2 separate regions of the Homo sapiens genome follow, and region 1 is linked to region 2. The links are chromatin contacts, found by Hi-C or POLR2A ChIA-PET in ENCODE. All regions are on one chromosome and are shown on one strand. The core of a region is the stretch at or near the end of the contact, and the rest is flanking DNA. Distances in the headings are between cores, read along the strand shown.

Region 1 (3,238 bases), core at 429-2,928, 100 kb before region 2:
GCATCATCCGTAGAAACACCACGTGGGACCCTGGACCCTGCACAGGAGAGACGGTGTCAGGGCATCATCTGTAGAAACACCATGTGGGACCATGGACCCTGCACAGGAGAGACAGTGTAGAAATGCCACGTGGGACCCTGGACCCTGCACAGGAGAGATGGCGTCAGGGCGTTATCTGGACGGTTGGTGACATTTGCACACGGGCCACGGACCAGGTCACGTATTGTGTACACCCACCCAAGTACTGAGGTGTGACGCGGCACTGCGTCTCCAGCCTACCTCCTGTAGTGCAGGAAGCCAGTGCAGGGTGGGTGAGGAAGTGCACAGGGGTCCAGGGACTGTCCCACAGCACTCCTGACGAAAGCTGGTCCCCTTCCACGGCCCTAGCCAAGGAGCCAGGTCTGCAAAGCTGGGACCAGGTGTGTGCGGAGGCACGTGTTCCCACTTCTCCCATGGCAGAGGGAGAGCCTGTGGACAACAGTGGGGCACTCTGCTCCCAGGCAGGTCCCACTGGGCTGAGCCGCACAGCCTGGCTTTGGGCTTCCCTGACTGCACCACCCACATCAGCTGCCTCTAGCCCTTAAAATACAAAACTTCCCCCAGTCACTGGCCGCCAGGGCTGAGTTGGGGGATGTGTTACATCCCTGGGTCCACTGGGGGGCAGTGTTGGCCATGGTGTTGGTGCTGGCTCTGCCGAGAGGCGTTGGAGTGGCTGTGTGGGGCGGTGAGCGCCGGCCCAGCCTGATGGAACCCACTGTACCAGGCCCAGGCCTCAGCCTCTGAGAAGGACTTCCCTGTGTCACTCACTCATACATGTCCTCAGGACGTGAAGACATTTCAGCAGACCAAAGTTTCCTTCGAATTTTCTTCGAATCGTCCAGATACTTGGAGACATCTCCTCCTCACCTGTGGGGTGCTGGGGCAGTCCTAGGCGTGGGGGCAGATGGGTGGACAGCTGCTGCTGCCCTGCTGGGGGTGGGCAGCCCTTGGAGCACACAGTGGTGAAGACATTCCTGAATATGTCTCAGGCTGTAGAAATCTTATTTTGTGGAAAGATTTTAGAGAATCATCAAAATAAACTTTTACCAAATAACATTTTACCAGAAACTGAATCCGAGAGAAGTAGAATCGTTCACTCCCTGCCCCCCAGGTCACTGTGTGCAGAATCACGTGACTAGGACATGGGCCCTGTGATCCATGCCCTCCTTCCTTTGCCTGTGGGGTCAACAGCAAGAAGGCCCCTCAGTGCCCCTCAAGCCTGGCACCAGCCGCAGGGCCTGGTGTAACTTTGCAGGGAGAGGGGACTGCTTTTGAAGACGGAATTTTCTCTTAAATCTCTAAGTGTTTTGAGGTTTGCAAAATCTGTTTTCGGGATTGTTCTTTCTTCAGTTAAAATAACAAAATAACCCAGTGTGTTCCTGTAGAGGATCCAGGGTTTTAGAACCGGACTTGCGAGTCTCACCTGCCTGGCCCCTCTCCCCCAGCCCCAGGCCATCTGCAATCTGTTTTACCAGCACAGGCCTCCCTTCCTCTCCCTCTGCCTTGGCCTCTCCCACACCCAAGAGCCCATTCCTGTCTATTCTCCCAGGGTGGTGAGTGAGCCTCTGCACCACACTTGCCAAGGGTGCTCACGGAGCAGGCATGAGGCCCGCTTACTGGAGGAAGCGAGTCTGGACTCGGGCTCAGGCCTGTGGCGAGCCTTCATGGGGGCTGCCCTGCACCCGTCCTCAGCTGGGGCCTGCGGCACCATAGAACTTTCTCTGTCCAAGAGGAAAGCAGACATCTCTCCCCTTCGATGTGTCATCCCCCGCGGCCCCCGAGCGTCCCACATGAACCTGCGGCACATGCCCGGAGGCACTGCATACAGTGGCTGCACCCCAGGCCATCCAAAGAACAGCAGCACCTGGAAGGCAGCAGCACCTGCCAGCCCTGGAAAGGCACACCAGGAAGCTGGCGGGGACAGGGTGTGCTGGCCTGTTCCAGGAACTCGGAGCTCATGTGGCCAGGGCCAGGTGCAGCCTGGCTCCTTACAGGGGCCAGGAGTGGCACGGGAGAAGTAGGTCGTCGGCTCCCGTCTTGCCAGGGCCTGGACACTACTGCTTTTTCCTGTGCCCCCATTTTTGGTCCAGGCATCCCTTTGTGTTGGGATTGCACTCTGTAGCACTGGAATGATGTGGGCTGCAAGTCCAGGTTGGGCTGAGTGAGGACAACACAGTGCTTCCCAGGGGCTCAGATCTAGGGTTGACCCAGGCTTGGGGTGCTAAGGGGGAGCCCAGCCAGCTCCTGCCCCTGTGTCGGCCTCCTCCCTCTCCACTGCCTTTGTGCTCCCCCTGCACCTGCTTCAGGAGGGAAGCCACAGCCGGCCTGCAGGGTGGTTGTGGGGTGTCCAGCTGGCAGGTAGAGAAAGGAGGGACCCCAAGGAGTGGAGGAGGGCCAAGCCACGCTGGCGGGAGCTGTCCTCCTGGGTCCTGGGCACTGCTAGAGGCCACAGCCTTCTCTCTGCTCTCCCTGGGCCGCCTTCCTGGGTCCTGGGCACTGCTGGAGGCCACAGCCTTCTCTCTGCTCTCCCTGGGGAGCTGCTGTGCTGGTTGGGTGTCCTCAGATTCTCCTTGTGTTCACTTGAAAGACACAAAGGCATAGATGACCAGAAGGCAGGGATGGCGGGGAGGAGGCGGAGGGCTGTGAGGGCCTGGGAGATCTGGGGGCCACCCTGGCCTGGGAGATCTGTGGGCCTTTATTCTATTTGTGGAAGAGAAGGAACCCACTGAAGCACTGGGAGCAGCGACTCTTTTTGTCTTTCTTTTGGAAGGATGTCACCCAGTGACAGCCAGCAGTGCCCACCCTGGAAGAGCAGGTGAAGAGGCTCCTTGGGTGGGCACCCCTGGCGTCCTCCCATGAGGGCAGCCTCACAGGGGTGTCTGCCTGTGAGTTTTGTTACAGGGCCTCACCAAGAGAGGGCCTATGGAGGCCGAGGACCAGGGGGAGCTTTTCCTGCACCTCCGGTCAGTGGCACGTGCCCCCCAGACCTTATCTATGCACCGACTCCAGAGAAAGCTGAAGGAGGCAGCCAGAAAAATCATCAGCCTCCGCCTGGAGAAAGAGCAGCTCATCGAGATGGGGAACAGGCTCCGTGCAGAGCTGGGCCGACCCGAAAGTGAGTCCGGGAAGTGGAGGCCATGGCCTGAGTGTGGGTCAGGTTCTGGGTGTGCACCTGGTTCTGGGTGTGCGCCAGGTTCTG
Region 2 (3,218 bases), core at 175-2,674:
ACTGCCCCAGGAGGGCGAGAGACCCGCACTGTTCTCTGAGGTCAGCTCTGCCCAAGATCTTCCAGGCCAGTCGGACCACACTCCCGCCGCTGCTGTCCCCCAGGTGTGCCCTCCCAGTCACCCCCGCCCCCACCCAGGCTCCTGTGCCACCACATCAGGGAGGGGTCTCCTCACAAGACTCTAAGGCTCAGAAGCAGAAACCCCTCGCCTGATTCTAGCCGCTCATCTCTGAAAGCCAGAAAGCAGACAGGGGACAACCAACTACACAGGGGCCTCTGAGGGCCCCTACACGTTCCCAGCCACCATCCTGATGTAGTTTCCTCCAAGCCACGGAGAAGAACGGGACGCCACCTCAACCCCAGGAGGCAGGAGGACCAGCCCCCGGAATCTGTCCTGAGCAGCGGAGCAGCAATACTGGGCTGAGAGTCACGCCACGGAGTTGGGAGAAGGGGAAAAGAGTCATCTCAGGGAGCCTCATGGCCCCCAGCTGGGAGACACAGAGAAGCCAGGACCTCGGCTTAACACAAAGCAGGCTGGAAAAGCCGCCATGCCGGGCACTCGCCGGACCCGTGGGCCTCCCGCGCTCCTTCGGGAAAAGCACCAAGAGCTCGGCTCCCTCCGCAGGCCCCGGGCCCACCGGGGCTCCCTCCCCTCCTGCGCTTGGCACTGAGTCCCTGTCCTCGGCCAGCAGAGCAGCAGGGGCCCAGCCACAGCAGGGGCGGCCGGGGCCCTGCTCCCCCCTCCCTCGCTCGGGGGTCCCTGTCCTGGAAGGTACCTCGTAGAGCAGCGTACAGGCCGACAGGCTGGCGCTCAGGCTGAAGTCCCCGGCCGTGCCGGGCAGGACGAGGTCTGACCTACTGCTGTGAGGGGTGCAGTACAGATCTGTCACTGACGAGGAGGCCGAGCTGGGGGCCGAGCTATCCCTCATTCTGTCCTGACTTTCTGCACCCCCCGACCCTGACACAGAGCTGGCTGGCTGCTGAAGGGAGAAAGAGCGTTAGCGTCGGGGCGGCCGGGAACCTCTCCCGTGAGCTGCTGGGAGGGGAGGCGGGGCGGGCGCGGCCCGGCGGCCCCCGATCGCAGCGCGCAGCCACGGCGGAGACGCGCCCTCGGCCCTGCAGCCCCCGACGCGCGCTGCCCGCGGAGGCCCGGCACGGAGCGTGCCCGACCGACTCCTGGCGCAGGCCCCGCGCCCCTGCTCGACCTCAGCCCGGCCCCAGTGGCGGGGGGCGCGGGGGCGCGGAGGCCCGGGGCGGCCTCGGCTCGTTACCTGCAAGTTAAACACCTGAACCGGCAGCGGCATCTTGCACCCACCCCGCCGCGGCGTGCCGTCCACTTCCGGGGCAGCGAAGCCGTCGCTTCCGGGGCGCGGGGCGGGGCGGGGCCGCTGCGTTCTTAAAGGGGCCGCCGCCCACCCACGGCTCCGGCCAGGTTCTCCGCTCGCAGCGCCGGGGGTCCCGGCGGCCGCATGAGCCGCGCGCGTGGGGCGCTGTGCCGGGCCTGCCTCGCGCTGGCCGCGGCCCTGGCCGCGCTGCTGTTACTGCCGCTGCCGCTGCCCCGCGCGCCCGCCCCGGCCCGGACCCCCGCCCCGGCCCCGCGCGCGCCCCCGTCCCGGCCCGCTGCCCCCAGCCTGCGGCCTGACGACGTCTTCATCGCCGTCAAGACCACCCGGAAGAACCACGGGCCGCGCCTGCGGCTGCTGCTGCGCACCTGGATCTCCCGGGCCCGCCAGCAGGTGCGCCGGACCCCGACCCCGACGGCGAGCCCCACGCCCACCCGCCCCGCCTCCCAGGGTCTAGGCCCGGCCCAGGCCCCCGGAGGCTCCGCGCGGGGCGGGTCGGTCTCCGGCCTGGGCAGCGCCCCAGAAGCCTCATAGATTGTTTCTCCCCCAGACGTTTATCTTCACCGACGGGGACGACCCTGAGCTCGAGCTCCAGGGCGGTGAGTGTCCCCCACTCCCCGGCGCCCGCGGGATCTGCCCCCCGAGCCTTTCTCGCTCCGAAGCCACGGCCCCTTCGCTGCTGTGGGTGCCTTTCTCTGCCCAGGCTCCCGAGGCCCGGGGAGGCCCCGACGCTGCCCAGGTCACGCGGCCTGCGGAGGGCCCACCCTGCCAGCCAAGCTCTGCTCCCCACCAGCCTCTCACACTAGCCGCTTCCCGGGGCGTGGGGCTAGTGCCACGTCCCCTGAAGAAGCGCCAGCAGGGAATCCGCCCTTCCAGGCCAGGTCAGGGCGAGCTGCCTCCGTCCTGTTTCCACTCAAGAGATCCCAACCGATGGCCGCCTGCTTCAGCCTCGGTGGCACCAGCAGGGTCAGCGCGTGAGGGCTAGGGCTGTGGTTGGACCCAGGCAAGGTGTCCAGGCATGTCAGACAGCCACGTTGTGCCCTGGCCCTTGGGGGCAGGTGGGGCACAGGCCTTACCCCAACCCCAGTGCCATCCTCTACGTGCGTGCTTCCCGTCTCTGATTCGCAGGCGACCGTGTCATCAACACCAACTGCTCGGCGGTGCGCACTCGTCAGGCCCTCTGCTGCAAGATGTCCGTGGAGTATGACAAGTTCATTGAGTCCGGGCGCAAGTACGCGGCGCTGACCCGACCCGCAGAGAGCTCAGAGCCAAGCTGGGTGGGGGCCTCCTGTCCAGCCATGCCAGGCCCTCGTGCCCAGGACTCCCCTCGCCCACAGGTGGTTTTGCCACGTGGATGATGACAATTATGTGAACGCCAGGAGCCTCCTGCACCTGCTCTCCAGCTTCTCACCCAGCCAGGACGTCTACCTGGGGCGGCCCAGCCTGGACCACCCCATTGAGGCCACCGAGAGGGTCCAGGGTGGCAGAACTGTGAGTGTCGGAGCAGACGCCATCGGAGCAGACGCCTTCCTTGACACCAGCCCGGGAGGCACAGCAGAGGGCGTGGAAAGCTGGCTTGAGAAGGGCATAGGGTTGGGGGCCCAAGCTGATCCACCCAGGTGGTTTGCATGTGGTGTTTCAGGAGCAGGCCAGGAGGCCCTCACCGTACTGGGCAGAGAGGGGGTGTCTGGGCCAGGTGGGGAGGGTCTGGAGGCTACGGGTCAATGGCCTGCAGAAGCCCCCGGCTCTTTTTGCTCCAAGAAGCTTCTGTTACCTGGGTGGGATCTCCTAAGGGGCAGCTTAAGAAAGATGCCTGGGGAGTCCCATGAAGAGTCAGGGGTGAGAAGCCCTGTCCTGGGCAGCTCTGACCACCACC

What was found. A loop is a pair of places that touch in the nucleus more often than their neighbours do. ChIA-PET counts read pairs that join two places held with the same protein, here RNA polymerase II (POLR2A). Pooled maps may share reads with other maps.
Region 1: a loop to region 2 is called in a map of CD8-positive, alpha-beta T cell, with 15 times the contacts of the local background. The contact joins the enhancer-like site here to the promoter of RFNG in region 2. A Hi-C loop is called at or near these places in 1 of 168 maps with a recorded cell type or tissue (CD8-positive, alpha-beta T cell), 3 of 37 single-sample maps with no recorded cell type and 11 of 50 pooled maps. POLR2A ChIA-PET finds 5 or more read pairs at or near these places in 6 of 52 experiments (BJ, GM12878, H1 and 3 more).

The regions. Positions count from the first base shown.
Region 1 is chr17:82,151,476-82,154,713 of GRCh38, reverse strand. It overlaps CCDC57 (coiled-coil domain containing 57), which reads left to right. Exons shown (of 19, transcript NM_001394669.1): 15 at 2,941-3,154. Among named protein-coding and RNA genes, the nearest start is that of FASN, 55 kb to the right of the region's middle. Within about 2 kb of position 1,678, at least 6 of the 41 ENCODE cell types and tissues checked have a DNase peak (open chromatin) inside an H3K27ac peak, as active enhancers do.
Region 2 is chr17:82,050,017-82,053,234 of GRCh38, reverse strand. RFNG (RFNG O-fucosylpeptide 3-beta-N-acetylglucosaminyltransferase) reads left to right here and starts at 1,424. Exons shown (of 8, transcript NM_002917.2): 1 at 1,424-1,735; 2 at 1,893-1,941; 3 at 2,471-2,573; 4 at 2,680-2,833. The coding sequence starts at 1,469. GPS1 (G protein pathway suppressor 1) reads right to left here and starts at 1,337. Exons shown (of 13, transcript NM_001321092.3): 1 at 1,271-1,337. The coding sequence starts at 1,303. RefSeq lists silencers at 1,030-1,159, 1,220-1,469, 1,740-1,889 and an enhancer at 1,110-1,779.